Linked DNA regions of Homo sapiens: region 2 is linked to region 1. Evidence: read pairs that join two places in POLR2A ChIA-PET (ENCODE). Cell type or tissue: HepG2. All regions are shown on one strand. Each heading gives the region's core, and the rest is flanking DNA. Links, peaks and the distances in the headings are about the cores only.

The links. Peaks named below come from ENCODE experiments on the same cell type or tissue, not always from the same donor. Only the 100,000 strongest peaks of a DNase experiment are listed, where the experiment ranks them.
Region 2: POLR2A ChIA-PET joins it to region 1 with 7 read pairs; 7 of 35 experiments call an interaction of 5 or more read pairs at or near these places.

Annotation. Positions count from the first base shown.
Region 1 is chr1:43,029,619-43,045,710 of GRCh38, forward strand. No RefSeq gene overlaps it. Among named protein-coding and RNA genes, the nearest start is that of SLC2A1-DT, 79 kb to the left of the region's middle. RefSeq lists an enhancer at 6,597-7,147. In HepG2, for the core only: no CTCF peak of the experiment used is centred there; a DNase peak (open chromatin) is centred at 6,583; H3K4me3 peaks cover 664 bases.
Region 2 is chr1:42,971,719-42,987,810 of GRCh38, forward strand. It overlaps SLC2A1-DT (SLC2A1 divergent transcript), which reads left to right. Exons shown (of 4, transcript NR_033967.1): 3 at 2,256-2,470; 4 at 11,407-11,640. Among named protein-coding and RNA genes, the nearest start is that of SLC2A1-DT, 21 kb to the left of the region's middle. RefSeq lists enhancers at 1-249, 1,363-1,863, 1,864-2,364. In HepG2, for the core only: no CTCF peak of the experiment used is centred there; DNase peaks (open chromatin) are centred at 8,363 and 8,933.

The DNA.
Region 1 (16,092 bases), core at 5,102-7,601:
AAGTGCCTCCCTCCCTCCTGCCCCTCCTCCCTGTCCTCCTCCTCCTTTTTCTTCTTCACAGTGATGTTGTTCTGGACCCACTGAACTTGCTGCTGGACAGCACTTAGAATGGTGCCCTAATGCCTGGCACATAGTAGATACTTGAATATTTATTAAGTGAATAAATAAATGCTATAGAATAAAACTCAGTCCTTTTTTTAACTGGTGGAGCTAAGTCATTATTTCCTGCATTTGTGAATATTTTAAAATTACAAAATAAATTTATATTGATTCTAGAAAAATAATTAGAAAATACAGTTGATTAAAAAGAAAAAATAACAGTTCCATGCAATCCCATTGTCCAGCCTTAACCACTGGTGTTAATTTGCTCTACAGGTCCTTCCAGGCATTCTTCTATGCAAATACATTTAAATATTAATCAAGCATGTTGTTTGGTAACTGGCTTTATTTTTCTTTTCACTTAGTCATATTCTGAATGTCTCTTTATTCATTGAATATTCTTCTAAATCATTTTTAGATTTTTAATATTTGTATGGTGTCCTATCATATGAATGTCAAATGAGCAAATCTCTAATGTTGGACATTTAGGTTATTTCCAGTTTTCTTCAAATGTTTTTTCTTTTTCTTTTTCTTTTTTGAGACGGAGTCTCGCACTGTCGCCCAGGCTGGTGTGCAGTGGTGTGATCTTGGTTCGCTGCAACCTCCACTTCCCGGGTTCAAGCGATTCTCCTGCCTCAGCCTGCCAAGTAGCTGGGATTACAGGCACGTGCCACCACGCCCGGCTAATTTTCGTATTTTTAGTAGAGACGGGGTTTCACTATGTTGGCCAGGCTGGTCTCGAACTCCTGACCTCGTGATCTGCCCACCTCAGCCTCCCAAAGTGCTGGGATTACAGATGTGAGCCATCACACCTGGCTTCTTTTCTTTTTTTTTTTTTCTTTCTTTTTTTTTTTAAGACAGGGTCTCACTCTGTCACCAAGGCTGAGTGCACTGGTGCAATCTCAGCTCACTGCAACCTCCGCCTCCTGGGCTCAAGCCATCCTCCCGCCTCAGCCTCCCAAGTAGCTGGGACTACAGGTGTAGGCCACCATGCTTGGCTAATTTTTGTATTTTTGATGGTAGAGACAGGGTTTTGCCATGTTGGCCAGGCTGGTCTCAAATTCCTGCGCCCAAGCGATCTGCCTGCCATGGCCTCCCAAATTGCTGTGATTATAGGCATGAGCCACCACACCTGGCCTCTTCAAATGTTTTTATGGTGCTTGCCATCACACTGTTTGAGTGCTTTACCGATGTTAACTCATTTAATCTCTCCTAAAACCTTATGAATTGGGTACTATTACTGTCTCCATTTTATAAATTGGGAAATTTCTTTTTTTTTTTTTGAGATGGAGTCTTGCTCTGCCACCCCGGCTGGAGTGCAGTGGCACCATCTCCGCTCACTGCAAGCTCCGCCTCCCAGGTTCACACCATTCTCCTGCCTCAGCCTCCTGAGTAGCTGGGACTACAGGTGCCCACCACCACGCCTGGCTAATTTTTTGTATTTTGAGTAGAGACGGGGTTTCACCATGTTAGCCAGGATGGTCTCGATCTCCTAACCTTGTGATCCGCCCGCCTCGGCCTCTCAAAGTGCTGGGATTACAGGCGTGAGCCACCGCGCCCAGCAAAATTGGGAAATTTCAACACAGAAGTAGTACGTGACTTGTCAAAGGTCACACAGCTAGTGAGTTAAGTGGTGGGGCCTGATTAACATCCAGGCAGACAAGGATTCCAAGTCTGTGGGCTTAACCCCTACACTCTACTGTTTCTCAATGCTCAAATGAACATACCAGCAGCTAAATCTCTGTACATATTTTTAGTTGTTTCTTTGCTATAAGTGCCTAGATGTGAAATGACTGGACCAATGGGTATGCATATTTTACAGTTTTTAATGCAAGCTGTTCCAAACTGTGTTGCTGGGTTTTGAATGTGTCAATTCTGACTGTCTCCTACCTTCGTTGGTCATAGCTTCCTGGTCTAGCAATCTAGGAATGCGGCAAAATTCTCCAAGCACTCTGAGGGTGTGTCCTCCTGCACCCGGGGCCTGTCTGTTTTCTCCTTGGGGAAGTCTTCATGGTCTCCATGTCAGCAGCTCCCTCCTTTAATGCTCATGTCCCCTGCTATGGCCCTGACTGTGCTGGACTGCAGCAGTATGTGTTGAGCTCTGTGAGTTCCTGGAGGTGGGGCCTTTGACTGAGGCCATTTGTGTACTCATTGCCTAGTGTGGGACTTGGTGTGCCTGGCAGCAGTGTCTGATCACCTCTGTTAAGTATACGAATGAGTGGAGTGCACATGTGGGGACAATTGGTACAGAGCATCTGACATTGGAATGGTTCTCAGCATTCCAGGCCACTGTTTTTTTTTTTTTTTTTTTTTGGAATAAAGTTTCGCTCTTGTTGCCCAGGCTGGAGCGCAATGGCGCGATCTCGGCTCACGGCAACCTCTGCCTCCCGGGTTCAAGTGATTCTCCTGCCTCAGCCTCCTGAGTAGCTGGGATTACAGGCGCCGCCACCATGCCCGGCTAATTTTTGCATATTTAGTAGAGACAGGGTTTCACCATGTTGACCAGGCTGGTCTTGAACTTCTGACCTCAGGTGATCCACCCGCCTCGGCCTCCCAAAGTGCTGGGATTACAGGCGTGAGCCACCATGCCCAGCCACTAGGCCACTGTTTTATCTCTAACACTCCATCTGGTACCTGGCCCATTGTAATATGCACTCAAAAATATAATTTGACGGAGAACACAAATAAGCACTTATTGAATGAAGGAGTGCCTAGAAGCCTACTTTTATTCTTCCTCTAGTACCTATGTTCCATCATTTTTCTTATTTAAAAAAATTGGAAAATATAAAAAAGTATGAAGAAAAAAACAAAATGCATCCAATTCAATCACTCATCAATAACCACAGAAACATTTTGACAGACATTCTCCCTGGCTTTTCTCTGCACATAAAAACAGACGCACATTTTTTTTCTTTTTCATTTTTTCTTTTTAGAGATGGAGTATTGACGGGGCGTGGTAGCTCATGCCTGTAATCCCAGCACTTTGGGAGGCCGAGGCAGGAGAATCGCTTGAACCCGGGAGGCGGAGGTTGCAGTGAGCTGAGATCATGCCACTGCACTCCAGCCTGGGCAACAAGAGTAAAACTCCATCTCAAAAATAATTAAAAAAATAAAAATAAAAATAAAAAGTAGAGATGGAGTCTTGCTGTGTTGCCCAGGCTGGTCTCAAACTCCTGGGCTCAAGCAATCCTCCTGCCTCAGCCTCCCAAAGTGCTGGGATTATAAGGGTAAGCCACTGCATCCAGTCTCAGATGCACATTTTAAAAGCAGAACTGCCATCCTACTGCTAATTCTACTTGGCCTGCTTTTCTCGTTCAAGACAGCAGGAGCTGGATACAGTGGCTCATGCCTGTAATCTCAGCACTTTGGGAGGCCAAGGCAGGAGGATTGTTTAAGACCAGGAGTTCGAGACCAGCCTGGACAACAAAGCAAGACCCCCCATTTCTACAAAAATATTAAGAAATGTACCAGGTGTGGTGGTGCATGCCTGTAGTCCCAGCTACTCAGGAGGCTGAGGCAGGAGGATCACTTGAGCCCAGGTGTTCAAGATTATAGTGAGCTGTGATCATACCACTGCATTCCAGCTTGGACTACAGAGTGAGACCCTGTCTCTAAAACAACAAAAACCTCTTTATGGAGTTTTTGAGATTATGTAAGTTAATATATTTAAAATGCTGGCTAGGCATGGTGGCTCACACCTCTAATCCCAGCACTTTGGGAGGCTGAGGTGGGAGGATTCCTTGAGTCCAGGGGTTCGAAACCAACCCGGGCAACAAAGCAAGACCCTGTCTCTATAAAAAAATAAAAAATTAGCCAGGCGTGGTAGTACGCACCTGTAGTACCAGCCATTCAGGAGGCTGAGGTAGGAAGATTGCTCGAGCCCAGGAGACTGAGGCTGTAATGAACCATGATTATGCCACTGAACTGAAGCTTAGGCAACAGGGTGAGACCCTGTCTCAAAGAAAAAATCCTGAGCACAGAGAATGCCCAAATGTCATACATAATCAACAAACACAAGCTAATGTTATTATTATTAAATGTAAGGAAGGTATTTTAAGCCCCAGTTTACAGATGAAGAATCATATAACAAATAGCTATTTATTATATGATTGTGACTTGTCCATTGACACAAATTTAAGACAGTCTAAACTCTGGCTCCAAAGGAAACTAGAATTTGTTAAGTATCTATAATATAACATGCATTGTATATTGTATATGTATAGGCATTTTACATGTTTTTGGATAATGTCATCTTTGGCATCATTTAGGGTCTGGTAACATGGCACACAGAATATCCTAAATCATAATATTGCATGAATTTTATTATTCTTGTTTAGTGGAAAAAAATTGAGATCCACAGAAGCTAAGAGACTTGCCCACGTTCATACAATTAGCAAACAACAGGGCTGGGACTGGAACCTTGGACCATTGTGGTCACCTGTTTCTCGAGCAAGCCTCAGAGAAGTGAAGTGGCTTGTTAAGGTGTTGCCACAGCTTCTACTCTGCTATCCCACCTCTCCAAACAGTCTTGTGGAATTTTCCAGGATTCTGGGGCTGGAAGCCACCTCTGTGGTCATTAGATGTTTGGCAAAGATGACCAGGACAGCAACATCCTGACTGTCAAAAGGTCACACTGAGTACCCAGAAGGCCAAGTAGGTGAAATGCAAGAATCCCAAGCTGGAGCTCAAAGTCTCTCTCTCTGCCTGTCTTCCCCCCACCCCGCCCCGCTTCCCTCCCTTCCCTTTCCTTCTTCCTTTAGCCCAACAGGAAGGAGTTGTTGCTGTTTGCTTCAGGAAGCAGCTCATACAAAGAGACAGTTCCACACCTTACCACGGCCCCTCCTTTCCCCTCCCTTCCACATAGTGAAAGTAGGAGGAATAATGATTAATCAGGACAGTACTTCCTGAGTGTTTATTATTATGTGCTAAGGACTTTTCATAGGTTGCTCCCCAAGTGAATCTTCACAACAGCCTTTAAGGTTGGCAGCTACTGTTGTTCCTATTCTACAGAAGAGACTGAGGTTCAGAATGGATGAGTAGTTTACTTAAAGTCTTACAGAGAAGGGGAACTAAACTGGACTCCAGTCTGTCTGATTAAAGAGCCCTTGATCTTAATCATTATCACAGACTGCAAAGTAAATGTTAGTACCAGGGACACCGTGGGCAGAGGGACCTGGAATGATATGGCTTCAGGAGGAGTGTAGTTGGAGGGAAGAAAGAGTACGGAAGTCACATCTGAGATGTGGTTCTGGGTTGTGTCTTGTCCCTGGTTTCCTGTATGACTTTGGGCAGATTATTTCACCTCTCTGTGCCTTGAGAGACTTCGTTTGTGCAACAGGGATGAGGCTAAGAGGCCCCACAGCCAACTCTGGGCCATGCGAAGTGTGAGGATGGCAGCAGGAGGAAAATAGGCAGGAGGGTAGGGGCTCTGAGTACTGAGGGAGCTCTCAGGACCCACCTGGGCCCTGCTGCTAGTTCTATGGCCTTAACTCTCTGTTAAGAGCATTTATCTAAAGGGAAGGTCATCTCTACCAAAGTTGCAATAAAAACAACTCTGAGGGAAAAAAGTATATATGAAATATTTATTTTTTCTTTTTCTTTTTCAGATGGGGTCTCACTCTGTCACCTGGGCTGGAGGGCAGTGGTGCAGTCTTGGCTGACTGCAGCCTTGACCTCCTCAGCTCAAGCAATCCTCCCACCTCAACCTCCTGAGTAGCTGGGATTACAGGTGCACATCACCACGCCCAGCTATTTTTTGTATTTTTAGTAGAGACAGGGTTTCACCATGTTGGCCAGGCTGGTCTCAAACTCCCAACCTCAGGTGATCCACCCGCCTTGGCCTCTCAAAGTGCTGGGATTACAGGCAGGAGCCACTGCACCTGGCCTTGAAATATTTCTTTAGGAAAGAAAAAGAGTACTGAAATCCAGCTCAGAAGATCTGGGCCTTAGTCTGGACATAACGATTATGATTACCAAGGGTATAAGTCAAGGCTCAGCCTGACCCCAGCTTGAGTTGGGCTCTGGACCCAGTTCCATTTCTCCTCTGGCCTCAGTCCTGTAATCTGTAAGCTGAAGGTATTTTTTTACAGTCTTTCAACATACTTGCCCTGAACACCTCTGTGATCACTAAGCCCTGTCTCTACCTCAGTTCTTCTCCTCATGCCCCTCTGGGCCTGCCTGGTTCTCCAGGTTTCCAGGTCCAGGCCTCGGTGAGGACACATGGATGGAGGCCCAGGTGGGCAGAGGACGGGAAAGGGGCACAATGCCACCGGACAGACTGCTCCCACCCTGGCCCCTAGGTCCCCCCGGCCCTACTCCAAGTGGCGTGGGGGCCTGGCCTGAGATCAGAGGTCCACCCGCGTCAGCCCGGCCCCTGCTCGCGTCAGGAGGCGCCTTCTCAGTGCAGAACAATGCCGGCTCTTTGAAGGGCTGGGCAGCAGGGGATGGGTGTTTCTCCAAACACAGGGCCTCCTTTGCAAAACAGGCTTTGATTCCCAGGCCCGGAGGCCCCAGGTGCCTGTTGGGCGGCAGGCGGAGGCTGGGGGCTTTGTTTGGCAGGAAGAGGGGCCTCGAAGACTCAGGAACAAAGCCTGGGACAGAGCTGGACAAGGCTACAGCCCAGCCTTGGGCAGGCGGGTCAGGGCTGAGATGCCAGTGGGGGCGCGGCTCCGCATGTATCAGCCCCCACCCCCTCCTCAGTCTGGCCCACTCAGGGTGGCCCTGGACTCCTCTCTCCGTGGATCCTGGCTCTCTCACTTATGCAGCAGGAACTGTTGGATTTCCAGGCTGTCATGATGGTCCACAGGCTCCACAAATCCCTGCTTGGGGATGAAGTGAATAAAACTGGAGTCCAGGACTTTGGATCCAGGCGGCAGGGAGGAAGGAGGCCTGAACGAGAATCCACCAGCCTGTGCTCTGGGCTTAGGTCACTAAGAGGAATGAAGGCTGCCACTTTCTGCCAAATACCATGCTCATTACTTTACACACACGTGTCTCTGATTTAATCCTCATTTTCCCAGGCAACAATGATCTGCAGGGCACCCTAGGTCCTTTCTGGACTCATCTCATATACTCTCCCCTTTACTCACTGCTGTCAGCCACCCCGGCCTCCTCACAGCAAAGACTCAAGTTTGCGGAAAGACTGAGGCAGCCTCAACACTGCAACATAGAAACTCTGCGTGAGTTGTGCACCTGCTGGCTTGCCCTGTCGCCTTCAGACTCAAGGCTGCAACATTGAGTCTTACCTGAATTTCCAGCCTTCAGACCTACCCTACAGGCTTCAGACTTGCCAGCCCTGATGATCACATGAGCCAACTTCACACACACACACACACACACGCACGCACAAACATACACACATACATGCACACAGACATACACACGCACGTACACATAAACACGCACACACACATGCGCACACACATGCACACACACATACAGACACACATGCACACACATACACATGCACACACACACATACATGCACACACGCACACACACATACACACACAGAGCTCCTGCTGATTTCATTTCTCTGGAAAACTTTGATGAATAAAGTCCTCAAGAATACTAGAGTTGAGCTGCATGAAGTTGCTGTTTCTGTCAGTAAAAAGTGGTTGAATATTGGCAATTGCATGTGATCGAACCTAATATTTGCAGAATGAGTAAGTGAAGGAACTGCAAAGCAGTCATGAGGTAGGTGTTATCTTACCAATTAGGAAACCAAGACTCAGAGAGGGGAAGCCACTTGCCGAAAAAGGTGCAGCGAATGCATGGTAGAGCTGAGATTCAAACTTCAGACTGACTTCAAACAAATATAGCAGTGTCTGCCTTTTTACATTAACCAACCATGGGAGTCCCCAAGCAGAGTATATCACATTTGTGGGCCTCAGTTTGAGAACTCAATGAAATAGTAGTCCCAAATCTGACACGTCTAAATGCTTTCCAACTGCAAGCTCTGAGCTGCCAGGAATATGGCTGTGCCAGCCTCAACTCCTTCTTCTAAGGCACATCTTAGAGCTGCTGGTGACTTTCTTGGACCCAGGGTTTCTGCACAGCTAGCTGGTGACACGCCTGGCCTCCATCTCTCAGGGGGTCCTGAAGGGAGGATGACAGTCTGACAGAAGGGCATTGCCGCGCATCTCACCAGAGACTGGAGGCACGTGGGAGGAAGGTGTGAGCCGCACTAGAGTGTGGTAGCGAAGGTGGCGTTGGGGCTGGCAGACTTATCTTTGCCACTCAGTGTCCAGGTTATTTGTCCACTTATTTAACGTATCTGAGTTTCAGGCTCCCCACATGTAAAATGGGATAATAATGCCCTACTCCTGGATTATTTTGAAAACTAAATGAGATAATGTGCACAAAATACTTCAAATCTGGGCTGGGTGCGGTGGCTCATGCCTGTAATCCCAGCACTTTGGGAGGCTGAGGTGGGCAGATCACCTGAGGTCGGGAGTTCAAGACTAGCCTGACCAACATGGAGAAACCCCGTCTCTACTGAAAATACAAAATTAGCCAAGTGTGCTGGTGCATGCCTGTAATCCCAGCTACTCGGGAGGCTGAGTCAGGAGAATTGCTTGAACCCGGGAGGCAGAGGTTTCGGTGAGCCAAGATCGTACCACTGTACTCCAGCCTGGGCAACAAGAGCAAAACTCCGTCTCAAAAAAAAAAAAAAAGTACTTTGAATCTGGAGTGCTCAATAAATGGTAGTAGATAGTATGATTACTTTTAGCAAATAGTAACACCACAAAGTTTTTGGTTATTACAGGCGGCAAAGAAAAGAAGGCAACACTGTTTATCTTGGGGCCCTGATTACATCTCTTGGTCCTGTCCAGGATTCTCTCACCCTTAACACAAACCCTTAGAAGAGGATCTGACTGTAGTCGTAGACAGGCTTTACTGCAGTGAGTTTATAGCATTCTGGGGGATGTTCCTTTGTTTAGATCTGAGCTTTCATTCTGGCCCTAAAGCCTTTGGCTGCTGTTAAAAAAAAATGCCACTATTTCAGTCTGTTGGAAATGACACAACCACAGCCCATAATTATAATACTTTGCATTTTTTATGTAGAGTGGTGTTTATGCTAAAACCATATGGGAGGTTTGCTAGTGACAGGTGCTCTCATTCCAATTTTAAATGGATGGAGATCCAGCCCTAGAGGGGAGACACAGTTTGTCAAAGTTGCGGGTGGCAAATCCAGGCTACACGCTCCCTGCATGCTCCACTCTCCCCCTGTCCTGTGAAAACAGTCTCTCTCTGGACTGTATGATTTCCAAAGTGGGGACGCAAGACAGTCCTCTGATCTTTAGGAAAAACCCCTCTTTGTTTGTTTGTTTGTTTGTTTGTTTTTAAATAACAAAAGTAATTACATCTTATTACTGTTTAATATGGAGATAAACAAACCTAAAATTTAAAAAGAAAATGTACCCATATAGAAGCTGCATAACTCTGATTATTTTTAACCAGTAATGGTATGAGATCAAAGAGGTTTGGAGACCCAGCTCTGGGGGACCATCCTGAACTTCGGCTTTCAGGATGATTTCCTTCCTGCTCTGGGGCTCAGCTCGGGCCGGTCCCTGCGGGGGGCCAATGGGACCAACAGCGTCGTCTTTCAGACGTTGGTGGATCCTCAGCCTCATCAGAATTGTCCACTCTGCCCGGCTCCCAGATTGTCCGGCTCACACTGGCCTAGGAGGTTATCAGTACTGGAGCCTCCAACAGCCTTTCCTGTTACCAAAGTCCAAGTGTCCAAGAAGGCTCCCAAACCTCCTGCCCCTTCCCATCCTGCTGGGTTACAGTCTGTCCTTGGAGAGAGAGTAAACAGAGGAGGTGACAGAGTCAATAAATGTCTCCCGTGTGGCCTTGGCTAGCACATATGCCTTCCTACCAAGAGACACAGGTACATTTGTGCTCGTGGCCCTTCCTATGACACACACGAGAATAAATATTAATAAGACAGGAAATAGTAATAAAAATAAAGAAAAGAACAAAAAGGAAAAGAATGTTTATGGACTCTGAAAGAGGTCTTAAAAAGCTAGTTCTGGGTAATCCAAAGTCCTGCCTCTCAAACCTTGTCATGAGTAGGGGATTTGGGTCAGAGCCAAAGTCATCCAAGAATATGAATTTCTCAGTCACGTACAAATATTTAATGAACATGTGTCATTTAACCCATTAATTAATGAGGGAACTGGTAAGATGTTACAACTGGTTCAAAGGAGAACTTAAAGAACCACATGTATATAGGCTATAAGAATGCTGATGAATTTAGAAATGTTTAGGCCAGGTGCCATTCCTTACGCTTGTAATTCCAGCACTTTGGGAGGCTGAGGCAAGAGGATTGCCTAAGCCCCAGAGTTTGAGACCAGATGGGGCAACATAGTAAGACTCTGTCTCTACAAAATTTTTTTTAAAAATTAGCTAGGCAGTAGCATGCACCTGCAGTCCCAGCTACTTGGGAGGCTGAGGTGGGAGGATCACTTGAGCCTGGGAGGTGAAGGCTGCAGTGAACTGTGATTGCATCATTGCACTCCAGCCTGAGCAACAGAGTGAAACCCTGTCTCAAAAAAAAATTGGAATTTAAAAATTGATCTGTCTTTAGAGTGATACCCAGTGCCGGGCGCAGTTGCTCACGCCTGTAATCCCAGCACTTTGGGAGGCCGAGGCGAGTGGATAATCTGAAGTTGGGAGTTTGAGACCAGCCTGACCAAACATGGAGAAACAAACCCCATCTCTACTAAAAATACAAAATTAGCTGGGTATGGTGACACATGCCTGTAATCCCAGCTACTTGGGGGGCTGAAGCAGGAGAATAGCCTGAACACAGGAGGCAGAGGTTGCGGTGAGGTGAGACTGTGCCATTGCACTCCAGCCTGGGAGACAGAGTGAGACTCCATCTCAAAAAAATAAAAAAAAATAAAAAGAGTGATACCCAGTTGCATTCCCCTGGACACAATTTCCTTGCATTTCTATAGAAAAGAATAATTTGCATTATCAATTTTCCACAACCTAGAGAGTTGCAAAATGTCTCAAGGTTAATAAAATGTGACGATAACCTGGACGAGAACTCCCGACAGGATACCCAGTAATCTTTTACGCCCTCACAAAGTCTTTCTCACAATTTTTCCTGAGACCAGAAATGAGGGTTTGGCCAATACACCCAAAGGTCTTCATGTAAAACTTGACTCTACTTGAATCCAAATGGGAGATGAATCATTGCAGATTTCCATCTTTTTCTCCATGTGAGGATTCAAGAGAGGGCAGCGTGCTCTTGAGCTAGGAGACCAGGTTCAGGTTCCATCTCCCCACTCTGTAGTTGGGGATCCAGGGCCTTACACTTCTCTTTGAGCCCATGACCTCTACCTTATAAAGTGGCACCAATAACAATGAGGCTATGGGGGAAATGCTTCACACCAGGCCCGGCACAGAGTGTGAACTCAGGATACAGGGGTTTTCTTCCCCTTTTCTCGAAACGACCCTCAGGGCTCCCTAATGCTTCTCATCTTTTTTCATAGCAAAGGCTGCCTACTTCAGCTCTCTGCCACTTCCATGCCACTGAGACCTCAGGTGGATGAAGTTTTGTCTATGTAGAGCTCCAAAGACACAGAGCAGGCCTTGTGGGAAAGGTGGCCAAAGTCTTCTTTGGAGAAAAATGGAACCTGGCCCCACAGTGTCACCAAGGAGCAGGTCTCTGGGGCTGTAGGGAGGGGAGGAAATCGTGAACCCAGTGCAGAGCTAAGAAGAGATTTGGAATTAGCCGGGCATGGTGGTGCACACATGTAGTCCTAGCTATTTGGAAGGCTGAGGTGGGAAGATTGTTTGAGCCCAGGAGATCGAGGCTGCAGTGAGTGAGCTATGATAGTGCCACTGCACTCCTGCCTAGGTGACAGAGCAAGGCCCTCTCTCTTAAAATTTGGAAAAAAAGAGAGAAGAAGAAATTTGGTTGAGAGGAAGACTTGGAATAAATCAGGGGTTCGTACCTTTGGAGGAATGGTAAGAGATGTCTGAAAATCTGATAGAAACCCACACCCTCTCCCTGGAAATATGTATTATATAGGCTGGCAGAGGCTGCCCTTGGGCCTCCCCTAGTGGTGCTGGGCTTGGTATGGGGCACCCTCTTTAGCCCCCTCCTTTCAGTGAGTGTCTCCAGTTTCACAGGAACTGGGGGCCAGCTTTGTAGGAGAAATGACGGGTGGCAGATGAAGTGCCTTCTTAGTTCCTTCCCTGTCACCTAAGCGATGGGGCCAGGTGGACTGCTGTGGCTTAGATGGGATTTAGGCCCCTAGAGCCTTGCCTTTCTTATCAGGGTGTGTGTGTACGTAGGGGGCCTGCCCTAAGTCTCCATCACCCCAGTCTCCGATGAGTCCACACATCAGAGGCCAGTATGGGGCAAGGTGGTGGTGGTATAGGACATCCAAAGGAAAGACATCAAGCCTTGACCTTCTCTTTCTCCCCGGCTCATGGGGACCCTAGGGGAAGGTAAAAAATGTGAGCTTTGGAGCCAGTGTGGGATTTGTATTAGCCACGGAACTGGGTCTCTCAGCTCTCCCTTCGAAAAAGAACTTACTGTTCAGCTGTGTATTCATTTGCTAGGGCTGCCATAACAAAGGAACACAAACTGGGTGGCTTAAAATAACAGAAATGTATTGTCTCATAGTTCTGGAGGCCAGGAGTCTGAAATCAAGCTGTCAGCAGGGCCATGCTCCCTCTAAGGTGCTAGGAAGGGTCTGTTCCATGCCTCTCTTAGCTTCTGGTAGCTTCAGGGGAGCCTTGGCTTGTAGATGCCTTGCTCCAATCCTCTGTCTTCGCCTGGTGTTCTTCCTGTGTCTCTGTCTTCACGTGGCCATCTTCTTATAAGGATACCAGTCATATTGGATTAGGGGCCTACCATATTCCATTATAACCTCATTTCAACTAGTTACATCTGTGATGACACTATCTCCAAATAAAGTCACATTCAAGAGGTAATGGGGGTTAGAACTTCAACATATCTTTTTGGAGGAGACAAAAATTTGACCCATAGCAAGCTACAAGGAGTGCAGGTAGCAAACCCTCTCCAGACGCAGCACCCTCAGGTGGCTACACTCTCCCCAGGAAGCTCTCAATCAGTGGCTGAGCACAACAGGGGGATCAGAGTCTAGTCATTTCTGCCCAATGGGGACTCCTCCACCAGGCAGTCTTGGTTCTAGAGCACCCCACTGAGCCTATGGAGGCTTTCTCAGATCTGCATCATGGTCTGAAGGCTTGCCCTCCTCTTCCTCTTCCTGTTCCTCCCCCTTCCTCTTTCACAGGCATCTCCCAATAAATATTTTGCACTCCTAACTCCAGACTGTGTCTCCTTTCTAAAGGATCAAAACTGACACAGGAGGCCAGATGGGCTCATTTACTGGATCACCTGCTGTCCAGCTGTCAGTGAAGACTCCATCCCCAAGGCATGTAGGGTAGGGGTAGTCCCTGGCATAAGGTGGTGGCTCAATTGCTAAAACTTTCATTGGTAATGACTTGGAGAAGGCTTCAACAGAGGGAACAGCCTGGCCACACACTGAGTCAAATGTTTGAAAAGAACGGGGATGGTGTACAGGAAGACAATGACGTTAGCTGGTGTTAAGTTGCATCGATTCTACAGAGAGATAATGAAAAGCTGAATGCATTTAAAAAAACAAAAACTAAGTGTGAAGGTATTAATAATTGGAGTCCTGTCCAGAGTCCAGCTCACAGTGGACCCACTGGGCACATGAGACAACTCAGTAGTCATTTTTTCAGTCTCTGAATGAATAGTTGGGTTGACATAGTTGGCAGATGGAATAATCCCCACATTGGGCCTTTGCCCTGTGGGGCAAGAGCTATCACAGTGGGGAAGGGCAAGTGGAACCCTCTGAAACTGCACCTCTACCACGCCTTCCCCCCCACCATCTATTTTTCACCTGCCCCACTCCCCACCAAGATATTAAATCAAAAACAATATTGCAACCTGGTGTGGGGGAGATAGATAATACAGTAATCCCCCTTTATGCACAGTTTTGCTTTCTGAGGTTTCAGTTACCCACAGTTCACCGCAGTCTGGAGATACTAAATGAAAGATCCCAGAAATAAGCAATTAATAAGTTTTAAACTGTGTGCCTCTCTGAGTAGTGTGATGAAATCTCGTGTTGTCCTGCTCCATCTGGCTCAGGACATGAATCATGCCTTTGTCCAGTGCATCCATGATGCTGTCTATGCTACCCAACCGATACTGTATAGGAAAAAAGCACAGTGGGCTGGGCAAGCTGGCTCATGACTGTAATTCCAGCACTTTGGGAGGCTGAGGCTGGCGGATCACCTGAGGTCAGGAGTTCAAAACCAGCCTGGCCAATATGGTGAAACCCCCGTCTCTACTAAAAACACAAAGATTAGCCAGGAGTGGCGGGCGCCTGTAGTCCCAGCTACTCGGGAGGCTGAGGCACAAGAATTGCTTGAATCTGGGCGGTGGAGGTTGCAGTGAGCTGAGATCATGCCACTCCACTCCAGCCTGGGCAACAGAGCGAGACTTCATCTCAAAATAACAAAGCAAACAAACAAAAAACCCATAGTGTATATAGGGTTTGGTACTATCTGTGGTATCTGTGGTTTCGGGCATCCACAGCGGGTCTTAGACTGCATCCCTCCTGAGTAAGGAGGAACTACTGTAACACTACCCTTAAGGATCTCAAGATGCAGGAGCGAGGGTCCGTCTAGTTTCTGCAGGGGCCACACTGAAAAATTAAGCCCAGATGAGGCTGGGCACTGTGGCTCATCTGTAATCCTAGAACTTTGAGAGGTCTAGATGGGGGAATCACTTGAGGCCAGGAGTTTGAGACCAGCCGGGGCAACAAAGCGAGGCCCTGTCTCTGCAGAAAATAAAACAAAAAAAAAGTTTTTAAAGATTAAAAAAATAAACCAGGTGTATCCTACAGTGTGACTATAGACACTCAAAAGCTTTACCTAATAGTAGCCCCAAATACAGCTGCTGTGCTGGTCTGCTGTCTTTGCTGGAACAGATTAATATTGTTTCAGGTTCATAGTATGCAGCTATTGATTTGGCAAATGTGTTCTTTTCTATCATAACCAGGAAAGAAGATAAAGCAGTTCACATGCACACAGAATGAACAATAATCTACTTTATAGTTTTATCCCAGGGCTGTGTTAATTCTCTTGCTCCTTTTCACAATATAGTCCAAGGAGAATCGTCCTGCAGAACACCTGGCCATCCTGCAGAACATCACACTGCTCCATGACACCCATGACGTCATGCTGACCAGGAGGATAAGCCGAGGTGGACAGCACACTGGAGGCCTTGATAAGACAAGTGCTCCAGGGGGTGGGAGGTAAACCTTGCAAACATTCAAAGCCTGTCATATCTGCAAAGATATGAGGGATCTAGGAGTCAGGGTCATGCTGGCATATCCGACCAAAAGCAAAAGACAAACAGCTGCTGTTTGCTTCTGCCACCATAAAGAAGGAAGCCCAATGCCACTTAGGCCTCTTTGGGTTCTGGAGGCACACATTCCACACCTAGAGACACCACTGCAGTCCTTCCATTGGGTGACATGCAAAGCTCCCAGCTCTGAGTGGGACCTGGAGCAGGAAAGGGCTCTGCAGCAGATCCGGACTGCACGGCAAACAGCCCTGACACTTGGGCCATACACTCCGGCAGAACTTGGTGTTGGAAATGTCAGTGTGGAAACAGATGGGGTATGGAGTTTTGGGCAAGCCCCACATGGAAAATTAAAAGGTAGACCCTGGGGTTTTGGGCTAAGGCCGTGCCACTCACAGGAAAGAATTGTACACCTTTTGAAAAACAGCTCCTGTATGCTACTGAGACATGCTAGAGACAGAATTGCTGACCAGATGTCTGGCTGGAATTGCCCATATATGCTAGGTCCTATTGAACCCACCAAGTCTTAAAGCCTAGCAAGTCCAGCTGCAATTCACCATATGATAGAAACAGTATATCTGGGATCAATCCTTGGTGGGACTTCATGA
Region 2 (16,092 bases), core at 7,948-10,447, 55 kb before region 1:
CTCCAGCCTGGGTGACAGAGTGAGACTCTATCTCAAAAAAAAAAAAAAAAAAAAGAAAGAAAAAAGAAAAAAAGAGTAACCATCTCAAAACTTAGTGGATTTAAACAGCAACAGCTTATTATTTCTCATGATTTTGTGGACTGACTGGGCAGTTCTGCCCCACATGATGGCAGCTGGGGTGACTCATGCGGCAGCATTCAGCTGGACACATGGCTGGGCCATTCTCTCCATATGGTGTTGCATCCTCCTCTGTCTCCTGAAGGATAGCTTGGACTTCCTTATAGCGTGGTGGCTGGGTTCCAATGGGGAGCGTTCCAAGGGGACAATCCTCATGTGGAAAAGCTTATCAAGCCTAGTTATATCAATGCAAATCATTCTGGATTTAAGTTGCTTTGTCTCTTGATTGCTCATGAACATTCCTATGTGAGTAAATATTCTTCCCAATGTGATTTTTTTCTTGTTGTTAAAGACAGGCTCTGGTTTTATCGCCCAGGCTGGAGTGCAGTGACATAATCATAGTATAAGCATAGCTCACTGCAGCCTTGAACTCCAGGGCTCAAACAATCCTTCTGCCTCAGCCTCCCATGTAGCTGGGACTACAGGTGCGCACTACCATGCCTAGCTAATCTTTTTTTTTTTTTTTTTAAAGAGATAGAGTCTCGTTGTATTGCCTAGGCTGGTCTCCAACTCCTGGGCTCAAGTGATCCTTTCACCTCAGCCTCCCTAGTACCTGGGACCACAGCCATGTGCCAATACACTAATTTAAAAAAATTTTTTTTGAGAGATGGGAGTCTTGCTGTGTTGCCCAGGCTGGTCTCAAACTCCTGGCCTGAAGTGATCCACCTTCCTCAGCCTCCCAAAGTCCTAGGATTACAGGTGTGAGCCACTGCACTCTGCCCCCAACATGATTTTTTTTTTTTTTTTGAGACTGAGTTTCACTGTTGTTGCCCAGGCTGGAGTGCAATGGTGTGATCTTGGCTCACCGAAACCTCTGCCTTCTGGATTCCAGCGATTCTCCTGCCTCAGCCTCCCAAGTAGCTGGGATTACAGGCATGCGCCACCACACCCGGCTAATTTTGTATTTTTAATAGAGATGGGGTTTCTGCATGTTGGTCAAGGTAGTCTCGAACTCTGGACCTCAGGTGATCTGCCCGCCTTGGCCTCCCAAAGTGCTGGGATTACAGGTGTGAGCCACGGTGCGCAGCCCCAACATGATTTTGAATGGCTGACTGATAGACCATCATTGATTGAACCAATCTCCTCTTGATGAGTAATTAGGCAGTTTTCATTTGGAGGCAGTTATAAACAACTCTATGAAGGACAGCTTTGTGCCAAGAACTCAGTACATATCGTTGTAGTAGAAGGATTACAGGGCCAAAGGACAGGTGAATTTTTAAAGCTTTGCCAAATTTCCCTTCAGAAAAAATGGTACATTTTGCACTTTTATCGGCTGTAAAGAGACCTGCTCTTTCGAAGTCTTCTGGTCAATACTGGGTGTGGTTTGTCTTTTCAGTCTTTGTCAATCGAAAAATGGTGTTTTATCATTGTCTTCAAAAGAGAGAAGATTAGAAGTAAGTTACCCAGAGCCAGATGCTTAAGAAGAGTTCTCGTCTTTTACTCTGAGGTAGCCCGAATAAATCAGCAGGGTCGAGGCCGGGGCAATGCAAAGTGTCTCTCTGCACAATGTCAGGCTATTAAATGCACAGTGTCCCTCTGCCCGCTGACTCAGGCTGTAAAATTGGAGCATGGTGCTGACAACAGTGCTCATGGCTGTGGGGATGAGGTCACTGTGTCCTCACTGTGCGGTCGACTGGGACAAGCCCATGGCTTTCCTGTCCCATGTCTGTGGGCCTTCCGGCAGACACAGGGCTCGTGGCCTCACCCTCCACGCCCGTGTTGGCTTTCACCTTGTTCCCTCTGACCCAGTCTGGAGGACCTGGTGCTGCATCTGGGCCAAGCTGGCTGTAACTAATAAGAGTTGTAACAAGGGACATCTAAAACAGGACCCTGAGATTGGTCTTTGTTTTTGAGCAGCCAAAGCCATACCTCATAGTGTCAGAAGTTTTAAAACTGGGGGATCCTTCTTGTGTGGAAGCAGAGCTCCTGGACTCAGAGCCGACCCTGCTTCTTCCTAGCTGTGGAGCAAGTAGGGGAGCTTTTCCAAACCTCAATTTCTTCATCTAGAGAATGAGGGTAATGGTGATTTAAGGACTATTATCTTCTTCCTCTGTGCCTGATACTTGTGATTCTCACAGGAACCCTCAAAGGCTGAGAGTATCCCACCCACTTCACAGATGAAGCAAACTGAGGCCCAGAGAAGGGAAATTACTTGCCCAAGATCACCCAGCAAGTAAGAAACAGAGCTGGAGATGAGCTCAGGCCAGCACGGAACCACGCAAACTCCTTCTGTAGGCTTTGTAAAGGATTGATGAGAAAAGCAGATGGTTAAGAGCTCTACAACTTCTGTGAGGTAAAGAATATCTGCAGGGCTGGACGTGGCGGCTCTTGCCTGTAATCTTAGCACTTTGGGAGGCCAAAGTGGGTGGATTGCTTGAGTCTATGAGTTCAAGACCAGCCTGGGCAACATGGTAAAACTCTGTCTCTCTAAAAAAAAAAAAAAAAAAAAATTAGCTGAGTGTGGTGTTGTGTGCTTGTAGTCCCAGCTACTTTGGAGGCTGAAGCGGAAGGATCCCTTGGCCCAGGAGGCAGAGGTTGCAGTGAGCTGAGATTGTGCCACTGCACTTCAGCTTGGGTGACAGAGCCAGACCTTATTTAAAAAAAAAAAAAGGATATCTGTGATTACAAGATTACCATGCAATTTTGAAAGCCTGCTGTTGCCCAGCTGGACAGCTAGAGTTATTCTCAGTGGTGGGATGGCTGAACTGGGGGCCCACTGTGGAGAGCTGGTTTCCCACTGGAGTTCTCTGAAAAGGTGCCTGATTTCACAGCTCTGATTCTACAGAAGGAGGCCGGACCCTTCACGTAATTGCTACCCTTTATTTATGGAGCTATTCCTCTGTCGGGATGCCCTTTATATGTGTACAGTCTGTGCTGCAGTCGATTCTTATAGTGATTCTATGCAGAAGTTACTTTAGAGGAGGCTGCTGGGGCGCAGGGTGGGTAGGTACCTTGTCAGCATGGTGGGGCTGGGTCTCCAGCTGGTTGGGACCCCACCCTCCTATCATGGCCCAGGAGTGAGGCATTCAGGGCTGGACCACCAGCATTTGTGAAGCTTTTGCCCCATTATCCCATCAGAACATCTTCTTGGCCCTGGCAGGCAGCCAGGGCAGGGCCATTCTCCACCTTACTGACAAAGAAGCCCAGGGAGGGGAAGAGGGTGCTCCCCCAACACCTCCATTGCCTCTGCCTGCTTAGTCCAGAATGCAGGATAGAGAAATAATGGGAAAAGCTCCCAAGTGTTGCTGGATCTCTGCCTGCCAGGGAAGCTGTGACCCCAGTAAGGGCAGGGTGTTCCTTCCAGGGAACTCGAGGTGGGGCAGGATGGGTAGGGAGTGAGATCAGAGGGAAGGCCATGTTGGGAAGATGGGAAGGCAAGTCTCTGGGGGTTTGTGGGATAGAGGAAGGGAACATCATAGAACAGGCCAGGAATAGGAGCTTGACCTGGAGATTACTTTGCAGCAGGTTTAAACAGGGGCCATGTGAGAGTGTGGAGCCCTGGGGTCAGAGGTTACTGGATGCAAATTATGACTCTGCCACTTATGGGAATGGTGAGTTAGGACAAATGATTTCCCTGGGCCTCAGGGTCTTCATGTATAAAAGGGCTGAAGCTCAGTGGGTAACTGGAGCACTGCCTGGGTTAGATCCTGGCTCCACCCCTTTCCAGTGTGACCTAGGGTGAATGAGTTCACCTCTCTGGGCATCAGTGTCCTTGTCTCTAAGATGGACTTGATAATAATGAAAGCTACCCCTCACAGGGCTGTGGTGAGGATGAAGGGGTCTGGCAGCACATGTAGAATTCTTAGAGCAGGCTTTTTTCCTGCAGAGTCTTTGTTGCTATCATCATCATCATCATCATCCTCATCCTCATCATCATCTACCTCCAGGGATTCTTGGGGGGCTTAAACAAGGCAGGTTGTACAAATTATCTGGCACAGACGTCATTAAATAATAACAGGGCAGAGTGACGGGTGCTGTGATACAGGGAAGAGCTGGGAGAGACACAGGAAAGAGAAAAGACTTCTGTCTGGCTGGGTGGAAGAAGGGTGTGGAAGGTATGGAAGCCAAGGGAAAACTTCCCCTTTGCCCTCTGAAGGTTCACTGAAAAGTCAACTGACAAAAGGCAGATGAATAGCAGAAATGGCATGCAAATTTATTAATGCGCACACAGGGAGAACCACAGAGTGATTGATTACTCCCCACTCTGCAATGGGGTGCAGAAGCTTATATGCCATCTTGAGGTTACAGAAAGAATGGGGGCTTGGGGCCTGAGCGCAGTGGCTCATGCCTGTATTCCCACCACTTTGGGAGGCCAAGGTGGGTGGATCACCTGAGGTCAGGAGTTTGAGACCACCCTGACCAACATGAAACCCCGTCTCTACTAAAAATACAAAAAATTAGCTGGGTGTTGTGGTGCGCACCTGTAATTCCAGCTACTCGGGAGGCTGAGGCAGGAGAATCACTTGAACCAGGGATGCTGAGGTTGCACGAGCTGAGATCGCACCGCTGCCCTCCAGCCTGGGCAACAAGAGCAAAAAAAAAAAAAAAAAAAAAAAAAAAGAAAGAAAGAAATGAGGGAGGGAGGGAGGAAGGAAGGAAAGAAAGGGAGGCTTGGATCCTGGCAAAACAGTTTATGAGATGGGGAGAAGAGGAGGCCTCCCTAGCAAAGGTGGTCTTGTTATGTAGATGAAAGCTCACAGATAGCAGCTGTCAGAGAGAGTAGACCTTTGAAGGTACCAGACTCTCATCAGTTAGTCTGTCCTAGATCTGACAAGGGAAGGTCCGCAGAGGAAGCCTGCCTGCATCAATGCAGATGTCCCTATAGATGCAGGTCTCCCCTACAAAAGACAGCTTTGCAGGCCTACTTCTGTTCCCAGGCTCTCTGAACAGCCATCTCAAAATATGTCAAAGAAGTATATTTTGGGGTGAAATATTTTTATTTGCTGCAAAGCCTCGCTCAAAGGACATGTAGAAGTTCCCTGTGTAGATGAGGGGAAGACAGAAAGATGAACTTCTATCATCTTTGGTTGTGAGAGAGCAACCAAAGATAAGGAACATGGAGCAGTTTCATGAGCTGCGTGCTTGGAGTGAAGGGCGTGAGGCTGCACGGGAGCACTGGGGCCAGATTGCAGAGGGCTGGGAATACCTTGCTGGAGGGTTTAAACTTGACCTGGTAGGTGAGGAGTTCTTTTAATTTTTTTTTTTTTTTTGAGACAGAGTCTCGCTCTGTCACCCAGACTGGAGAACAATGGCGCAATCTCAGCTCACTGCAACCTCTGCCTCTCTGGTTCAACTGATTCTCCTGCCTCAGCCTCCTCAGTAGCTGGGATTACAGGCACACGCCACCACACCCGGCTAATTTTTGTATTTTTTACTAGAGACAGGGTTTCACCACGTTGGTCAGGCTGGTCTTGATCTCCTGACCTCGTGATCTGCCCGCCTCGGCCTCCCAAAGTGCTGGGATTACAGGCGTGAGCCACCGTGCCCGGCTTTGGTGAGGAGTTCTTACCCGTCTAAATGGCAGAATCACCCAGGGCACTAAAAATAAATACTGTTTTATGGTCCTGCCCAACAGTATTCTAAGTCAGTAGGTCTCAAGTGGGACTCATAAATCTTTACATTTTTCCTTCAACTTTTATTTTAACTTCAGGGTTACATGTGCAGGATGTGCAGGTTTGTTACATAGGTAAACGTGTGCCATGATGATTTGCTGCACTGATCATTCCATCACCTAGGTATTAAACCCAGCATCCATTAGCTATTCTTCCTGATGCTTTCCCTCCCCCGATCCTACCCCTAACAGCCCCCAGTGTGTGTTGTTTCCCCCTCCCCAATGTGTCCATGTGTTTTCATCATTCAGCTTATAAGTGAGAACCTGCAGTGTTTGCTTTTCTGTTCCTGCATTAGTTTGCTGAGGATAATGGCTTCCAACTCCATCCATGTCCCCACAAAGGACATTATCTTGTTCCTTTTTATGGCTGCATAGTATTCCATAGTGTATATTTGCCACATTTTCTTTATCCACTCCATCCCAGATGGGCATTTAGATTGAAGAATCTTCACTTTTTAAAGCTTCTCAGGAAATTCTGATGCCCACCCAGAATTGGGAACCTTTGCCATGGAAGAGGGTGGGGGGATATCTTTAAACAGGAATAGGGTCCATTGAGATGCCCACCCCAGACCTCCAATATATGGGGAGAGAGCTTGAGAAGGTGGGAAGTGTGTGTAGGAGACTCTGACCCCCAGCCTTCCACCCCTCTCCAAAGCAGTCCCACACTCTGATGTTTACCACCAGGGCTGACCCCTGGAAGTGCCTCTTCCCTATAGCCCTCTGGATCCAGCAAGGACAGACAGCCTTCCCTCCTTCCTTCCTTCTTCCCAACAGTTTTTGAGCCCCTCCACGATGTGCTGAGCATGCTGTTGGGTACTGAAAGTGAATAAAATAGGTAGTTTCTCCCCGCAACCTCCTGACCTAAAGCTTTGGGTGATTCCTGCTGTTTTGGCTCTGCTAAGCATGAAGTGCGTGTCATCAGGCATGTGGCTAAGCACAAGAGAGCTGGGACAGGAGTCCACCCTGGGGGCTCAAGCAGTGGCTGCAGGGCTCAGTGGTCCAGCCTCCAGGCCCTGTGGCTTCCTGGTTCCCCCTTCTCACAGGCCCGGTCTCTTGTCCTGGCTCTAGCCTTGCAGGCCAAACTCCCAGGCCGTGCCCTCGGTGCCCCCTACCAGGGGGGTCCTGGTGCATGGGGTAGGAGTGAGCTGTGCAGCCGCCTTCCCACCTCATCTTACACAGGAGACAACAACATTGGGTAAGGTCTGAGCAACTCTTCCCAGGGGCAGGGTTAAGGATCATTTCCTCACAGGGGTAGCAGAAACAACAAACACAAGGAAATGACAGGGATGCCGAGGATTTCAGAGCACACAGCTCCGGTCCAGGACGGACTCCCACAGAGAGATGGGGGGAACGCTCCCGGGGCAGCTTCCTCACCTCCCTCTTGGAGTCGGCTCTTGTGTCTTCATGCTGTGTTCTGTTGTTTCCTTTCATCAGGATCCCTTGCCCACACCAACCCCACCCACACCATCACCGATGGCACTGTTTCACTCGCTCATTGCCATTCATTTACTTCTTCCTTTCTCATTCAACACATAGGTACCATGTGCCAGGCACAGGATAAAGCCATAGGCAATATACAGCCTCATGTGGTGTTCCCAGTTGGATGGGGTCACCAACACAATCAGACAGCTCTAATATAACATGATAATTGCCACTGTGGAGTTGTGCATAGGGTGTTATAAAACCAAGGAGTAACCCAGGGAAGGCTGATTCTTGAAGAATGAGTAGGAATTTATGCAGCGCATACCAAGCAGTGAGAATAGCAAATGCAAAGGCACGAAGTTTGTGATGGCTACAGCATGGCAGGTTCAGGGGAGCAGAGGGAGTGGAGGCAGGGAGATGAGCAGGGGCATCCATGAAGGGCCTGGGAAGCTGGGCTGAAGAACTAGAACTTTCTGCCTTAGGCAGTGGGCAGCCATTGGAGGATTTTAGGGAGAGAAGGGACATGGTCAGATCTGCATCTTTTTTTTTTTTTTTTTTTTTTTTTTTGAGATGGAGTCTCACCCTGTCGCCCAGGCTGGAGTGCAATGGCGCAATCTCGGCTCACTGCAACCTCCACCTCCCGGTTCAAGCGATTCTCCTGCCTCCCGAGTAGCTGGGATTACAGGTGCCCGCCACCACGCCTGGCTCATTTTTTGTATCTTCAGTAGAGACGGGGTTTCACCATGTTGGCCAGGCTGGTCTCCAACTCCTGACCGCCCGCCTTGGCCTCCCAAAGTGCTGGGATTACAGGCGTGAGCCACCACACCCAGCCAGATCTGCCTCTTAGAACAATGCTATGGAAGTTGATTTTGGGGAATGGGTGGAAGAGGCAGAGGTCAGGCAGAGTGTTCAATAAAGAGGATCAGACAGGCCAGGTAGGAGAAGCTGATGCCTAGCCTAGGACAGGGCAGGTAGCTCAGCAAGTGTGAGCACCTCTCAGTGTAAGAGCTGAGGTGGGAGAGGGGCAGATGGGCTGTGGAGCTGGCCACACTAAAGGCAGCTGTGTGTTTGCAGGGCTCAGGACCAAAGGGAGGCTGAGTCAGGAAGGCACTCCTGGGCTTCTGGCTTGAGCAGGCTCAAAGTCAACAGATGCAGCTGCATCTGTGTCTAGCGATTGGGAAGGTCCACAGCAGGACTCCAGCTCATACCTGGGAGTCAGGGCAAAGTCCAGCCTAGGGAAGAGCCCCCAAGAGCCAGGCTGGGTGTCAGGTGGGGCCCTTGTCCTGAAGGGAGAAGAGACTACAAGGTAGAGCACCAAGCACACCTGGCTCTGGCACCTTTACGTCTCTGGCCACTTCTCTCTTATGGCTCCCTGTAACAATGAGATACGGACACCTGGAGGCACCTGGGGCTAGTTTCTTCCTCATACCTGCCCCGCTCCGATGAGGCTCCCTCCAGGCTCCGCATCTTGACTTAGTTACAACCTGATCCTGAGCTGGGACCCAAGGGTGTCCTGCTCCTGGCTCCAATCTCCTGGTGAGGATGAACTTTGGTTTGGCTCCACCTGCTCAAGTGCCTTCGGAAGTGTGCCCACCTTGCCAGCCTCGTCAGAATGCAGTCTCAGGATGATGAAAGAGTTCAGGAAATGCCACCCCAAGGTACGTCACTTTGGACTTCAAACTGAGAGCATTTGAGGAACAGCAAATGCAGGGAGGGACTTTCTCTGAACTTCCCTTATCTGCTTCAAGATAAATCCTCCAAAAGGAACTCAATGGTTATAACTCCCCTCCCCAGGAACCTCATCAACCAGAGAAGAGTAAACTCAGATCACAGGACAGGAGACTGGGGGTCAACACCACCCCCAGACAGACTTTATCACATATCACCTATTCTTCTGAAGGCCCATTCATCTTTCCTCCAAATCATTTACTCTCTCCTAAGTTGCCTGAACCCTCCCTCCGCTCACCCCCTTTAAGAGGTATATATGCTCTCACTGAGGTTTAGGACATTTGCTTTTCTTTCATGTGATGCCCCCATGCATGTAGTATATTTGTGTACCTTTTCTTCTGTAACTCTTTCTTCTACTGTCAGTTTATTTCATAGAGTCAATTACCGAACCCTCAGAGGGTAGAGGGGAAATCTTCCCTCCCCTGCAGTGATGCTCTGGGACTGCCAGACACCTGGTGTCTAATAGACACCAGAACTCACTCCCAACAGCCCATTTGGGCAATTAGTCGCTCATATGATAAACATTTTTTTAAACCCCCAAAGTGTACCAGTCCTTGGACTGAAAGCTGGATTTACAAGGTCAAATCAGATTCAGTCCTTGTGATAGAAGAGTTCATAATACAGTGGAGCCAAACGCATGAAACATAACACAGCCTATTACAACACAACGCGACATGACAGCTTCACACATCCCAACACAGGATACAAGGGCTCAGGTCTGGTTTCTAACTTCTGGGGCCTCAGCTGAGAAAAGGGCAGCTCCCAGTGAAAGGAGGCTTATTAATTAGGGAGGGAGCTTATTGGAATGTCAGCAGTGGAATGCAGAGGGGAAGAGACTCTAAGTCAGACTAGCTGCTTCAGTCCTGGCACCATAATCTTGGATGGATGACAGAACTCTCTGTGCCTTAGTTTCCACATCTACAAAATGGAGAGAATAATAGTGTGTATGTCATAGGGCTTAAGGATTAATTGAGATAATACACGCAAAGTGCCTGGCACAGTGCCTAGAAGGTATAGCAAGCACAATAGCATTAGCTGTGTGGTTCTTGTTGCCATAGAATTATAGAACCTGATTATACTCTTAGGTTCTTGGAGTCAGAGAACTGTAGAATCATAGAACCCTAGGACCTTAGAACCTTAGACATAGAGGTTTATAAATATATATAAATATAACGTGCACCAGAATATTAGCTAGGAGGGTGAAGAAGGGAGATCTCCCCATTCCTTCAGATTGAGGCGAAATGTCCTCTAATGCCTGAGTTCCAGGGCTGTCACATTCAGTTGCTCAGGTTGTACCTAATATACCTCTAAAGAAGGCCATTCACATAGACTTCGATGTGAATGGAGTTCCTTAGACGCAGCATGACATGCACCATTGCGTGAGAAAGCCCACATTTCTCCCAGAGAAGTCGGCTAAGTCCCAGGGGGCTTACACTTAGTACCATAATCTCTGCCTCCAGCAAAACATGCTGGCTTTGTCCTGAGCCACACTGACCTGAATGTGATGAAACTGAAACTTGGATTCCATATAAAAATAAAATCACTCCTGCACGTTGTGCACATGTACCCTAAAATTTAAAGTATAATAATAATAAAGTTAAAAAAATAAAAATAAAAAAATAAAATCACTCTCCTTAAGCATTCCCAAGAGCAGATTACACAGAGGTCCAGAATGTTCTGGAGAGGTATCACATCTTGTGAAGCACAGCTTATTGCTACCCAGATGTACAATGAGATGTGAGCTATTCCTCCCTGACCTGTCATCTTTCTGCTCACTTCTCTCCCTCCCTCCCAATTTGCTCCTCAGGAGCCCAGGCATAAGCTATCCCAGGCTCTTGGTGGGGTCTTAACTCAAAGCCCTTATCAAAGCATTTTCCTCAACAAAAGTAGTTCCTTTTCCTAACAGGAATTTGGGCCATATGTTTAGGTTGTAATTTTTGTATGCCTTATCATATTTAGTGCCACTTATAAAACCTGAGACTCACAGAATTTTAATAGCAAATAATCTAAGAAACAAAAATTTTGGAATAACCCAGCCTAAGGACCACAAGTTCTAAGAATTGTGGAGAATTTCAGAATCCCAAAAATCTTAACAATTAGAAGAGGCCTTAAGGGGTCATTGAGTCCACACCTTATTCAACACAGGCATCTCCTCTGCAACATTGCTGGCAAGTGCTGATACTGCCTCTGCAACAACAACAAAAAAGCATACTTCTGAGAAAAATTGGAAGACAGCTTGTTATCTGAACTATGCGTAGACTTGAATAATCTATTTTTGTTTTTTTTGAGATGGAGTTTCGCTCTTGTTGCCCAGGCTGGAGTGCAAAGGTGCGATCTCAGCTCACCGCAACCTCCGCCTCCCAGGTTCAAGCGATTCTCCTGCCTCAGCCTCCTGAGTAGCTGGAATTACAGGCATGCACCACCACACCCAGCTAAGTTTGTATTTTTGGTATTCTTTGTATTTTTAGTTTCTCCACGTTGGTCAGGCTGGCCTCGAACTCCCACCCTCAGGTGATCCACCTGCCTTGGCCTCCTAAAGTTCTGGGATTACAGGCATGAGCCACTGCACCCAACCTGAATAATCTATTAGAGTCTTTATCTCTAAGAAGAGAAATACATCTGAACTAAAGGGTAAAAAATGGCATGTTTTAATTGGTAAGTCTAAATGCAAAACGATGACAATAAAATTTTAAAGGACTGCTTCCTTCTTAAGCTTTATTTTCGTCCTCTGTCAGTGTATTGCTAGACTCATCTTTCCCAGACACCCAGACCTCCCACGAGAGTATGTACATTCCATTTGGCTTGATTTCAAGTGCTAATGTATAAAGCTTCTGGGTTCTGGGTCTGGCAAGCTATTTCTCATGTTCTCTGATAAAATATTGAAAACCATCTCTAAGGTCTTCCAAGAGGGGATATGTGGAAGATACATTTCAATTTTCCACTGCATTTCAACCTTAATATAATGTGATTAGCTACAGCATTGAAAATTAGCTTAATACTGGCCCATCTTATTATAGGGGCCAAGGAAAAACTTTCCCTTTATCCTCTGAAGGTCCACTGTAATCAACTGACACAAAAGGCAGATTAATAGAAGAAAAGGCATAACCATTTTATTTTAATGTACATAGCACAGGAGAACTGAAGGAGAATGATTACCCTGCTATCTTAATTTAATTCCAATGTGGTCTGAGAGCAGACATTGTATGGTTTCTATTATTATAAATTGGTTAAGCTGTGCTTTATGGCCCAGAATGCAGCCTGTCTTAGTGAATGTTCTGTGGGAGCTTGAGACGAATGTGTTTTCTGCTGTTGCTGGATGAAGTATTCTATAGACACCAATTATATCCAGTTGATTGATGGTGTTGTTGAGTTCAACTATGTTCTTACTGATTTTCTGCCTGCTGAATCTGTCCATTTCTCAGAGGGATGCTGAAGTCTTCAGCTATACTAGTGGATTCATCTATTTCTCCTTGTAGGTCTGTCAGTTTTTGCCTCCATAGTTTGCTGCTCTGTTGTTAGGCACATACCCATTAAGGATTTAACTATGTCTTCTTGGAGAATTGACCCATTTATCATTATGTAATGTCTCTCTTTATCCCTGATAATTTTCCTTGCTCAGAAGTCTGCTCTGAAATGAATATCGCTACTCTCACATTCTTTTCATTAGTGTTAACCTGTTATATCTTTCTCCATCTCTTTACTTTTAATCTATATGTGTCTTTGTATTTATTTTTTATTTTTTTTTAATTTTTTTTTTCTGTGGGGTCAGCCAGGAGAGAGGGGGGACAGGTGACTGGTCCATCCCTGAGGCAAGGATCCCAGCACCTACCAGGCTTCCCCCGAGACCAACACTCTGCAGCTCTGGGAGGAAGTGGAGAGCCCCAGAGTCTGGCGAACTTGGCAGGACGTGAGAGAACAGCTCAAGGGAGAACCATTCCAGTCCCTTCCATGGCCCCAGGAGGTGGGAGACAGGCCCTCCCCATTCTGCAGGTGAGAAAGCAAGGCTCTGAGAGGGACAGTAGCTTATATAGGGGACACAGCACAGGCAGGTGGCAGAGGCAGAAATAAAACCCTTGTGGGTGGAAGGCGCAGGTTCTTCCACCCCATGGGAGTCCCACCATGGCTGGCTAGGAGGCTGAGATACCCACAAGGAAAAGCCTGAAGTGGCAGCAGAGCCTGGAGATGGGGCTGAGGGAAGAAGGAGGAGGAGCGGGGAGAGGGAGACAGGTGTCTCAGGAGACAGAACCGCAGAGTGAGTTTAGTGCTTGGGGATTAGGCTGACTGACCTGGCTTTGCCACTTACTAGCTACATGTCCCTGGCATAGGACCTAGTGTCTCTGAGCCTCAGTTTCTTCATCCAAAAAAATGGAAATGGCACCACCACAGGGCTGCTGTGTCATACGAGAAGGTACTGTGTGTGGGCGATGCATACTCTCTGCCCACTACCTATGGGGCTGGGCTGCCCGCCCGGCTCGCAGTGGCACACCTGCACGACACCGAGCAGTGAGGAGCAGCGAGTCTTTGTTGAGATGGGCTGCAAGCAGCCCTCTGGTCCAGATGAACTCCCTCAGGCCGAGCCTCATCTCACCCAGCCCCGGCTTTCCTCCTTCCCAAGACACGGGGCCTGGGGAAGACCCTGCCCTGTCCCTGCACGAGGCCTTGATCCTTGCCTACAGTTTTCTGACTGTTGTGTGCTTCAAGGAGATGTGGATAAGGATCCCTCTCCTCATATCAAACCTGGTGCTTCTAAGCTGTGCATGCTGCAGGAGCGCCTGTGGGCATGGAGGCAGCAGGCCTATGTCTGGATTCTGCCCTCTGAGGGCCACTAGGCTGCATGGGGTCATCTTCTAGGCTCACTCTCCTACCACAGAGCTGCTACCAAGGAACCCCAGTCCAAAGCGTGGCTGCAAGCCTCTCATTCCCCAGACTGAGCCTGTACTGTTTGGTTGTCTCATGAAGACAAATATGGAAGAGACTAATGGAAAGCCCAAAAGAGAAGCTGAGATGTGGTTCGCCATCTGCCTTTGGTCTTGGCAGCCCAGGGGGTTTGGGCCCTTTTTTTTTTTTTTTTTTTTAAACACGGAGTCTCACTCTGTCTCCCAGGCTGGAGTACAGTGGCACGATCTCAGCTCACCACAACCTCTACCTCCCGGGTTCAAGCGACTCTCCTGCCTCAGCCTCCTGAGTAGCTGGGATTACAGCCACATGCCACCACACCTGGCTAATTTTTGTATTTTTAGTACAAATGGGGTTTCACCATGTTGGCCAGGCTGGTCTCGAACTCCTGACCTCAGGTGATCTGCCCATCTCAGCTTCCCAAAGTGCTGTGATTACAGTTGTAAGCCACCGCGCCCGGCTGGTTTGGGCCTTTTCTGTACATTGCCTGTCCCTGTAGGGGCTGGCATGCTGTCCTGGGTTCATCCCAGTGCCCAGGTCCACTGACAGTATCTAGCTTGAGGTGCTAGCGTAGCCAGCTGAGACCAAACCCCAGGGAGTGGCTGATAATCTGAATCTCCAGTACTCTCCCTGTCCCTCCCACTCTGGAGTTAAGAACATGTTCCCCAGGAGACCAGGTGATACTCCACTTTCAGCTGTGTGCCCTCCCCTGTTGCCTGGGATGGCTGTGACTTGGGCCCCAACAATGGCAGTAGTGCCCTCTATCAGGATCCCCTCCCCAAGTGATGGGGCCTTCAGTCAGGGCATGGTGGGCAGTCTCTTGAGGGCCAGGCAGGCCTCTGGTGTCTTTGTATTTAAAGTGGGTATCTTGGCCGGGCGCGGTGGCCCACGCCTGTAATCCCAGCACTTTGGGAGGCCCAGGCGGGTGGATCACGAGGTCAGGAGATCAAGACCATCCTGGCCAACATGGTGAAACCCCATCTCTACTAAAAATACAAAAATTAGCTGGGCGTGGTGGTGCGTGCCTGTAATCCCAGCTACTCGGGAGGCTGAGGCAGGAGAATAGCCTGAACCCGGGAGGTGGAGGTTGCAGTGAGCAGAGATCGCACCACTGCACTCCAGCCTGGTGACAAAGCTAGACTCCAACTCAAAAAAAATAAAATAAAATAAAATAAAATAAAATAGAGTATCTTGGCCAGGCATGGTGGCTCACGCCTGTAATCCCAGCACTTTGGGAAGCCGAGGCAAGTGGATCACCTGAGGTCAGGAGTTCGAGACCAGCCTGGCCAACATGGTGAAACCCCGTCTTTACTAAAAATACAAAAATTAGCTGGGCATGGTGGCAGTTGCCTGTAGTCCCAGCTACTCAGGAGGCTGAGGCAGGAGAATCGCTTGAACCTGGGAGGTGGAGGTTGCAGTGAGCCAAGAGCGTGCCACTGCACTCCAGCCTGGGCAATAGAGAGAGACTCTGTCTCAAAAATAAAATAAAATAAAAAAGTGTTCTTTTTTTTTTTACACAGCGTATAGTTGGGTCTTGTTTTTGGTTCACTCTGACCAAATCTCTGTCTTGTAATTGATATATTTAGATCATTGATGTTTACAGTGATTATTGATGTAGTTGGATTAATATATACCATATTTGTTATTGTTTTCTCTTCATTGCCCTTGTATTTTTGTCTTCCACACATTTTCTTCCTTTTTAGACTTAAGTGAGCATTTTACATAATTACATTTCGTCTTATTTTCAGCATATTGATATTGATTATACTTACTTTTTTTTTTTTTTTTTTTTTTTGGAGATGGAGTCTCGCTCTGTCGCCCAGGCTAGAGTGCAGTGGCGGGATCTCAGCTGACTGCAACCTCTGCCTCCCGGGTTCAAGCGATTCTCCTGCCTCAGCCTTCCATGTAGCTGGGATTACAGGTGCATGCCACCACGCCCAGCTGATTTTTGTATTTATTTATTTATTTTTTTTTAGTAGAGACGGGGCTTCACCATGTTGGTCAGGCTGGTCTCAAACTCTTGACCTCATTATCTGCCTGCCTCAGCCTCCCAATATACTTACTTTTTAAAAATTTTTTAGGCTGGGCATGCTGGCTGACGCCTGTAATCCCAGCACGTTGGGAGGCTGAGGCGGGCGGATCACCTGAGGTCAGGAGTTTGAGACTAGCCTGGCCAACATGGTGAAACCTCGTCTCTACTAAAAGTACAAAAATTAGCTGGGCATGGTGGCGTGTGCCTGTAATCTCAGCTACTCGGG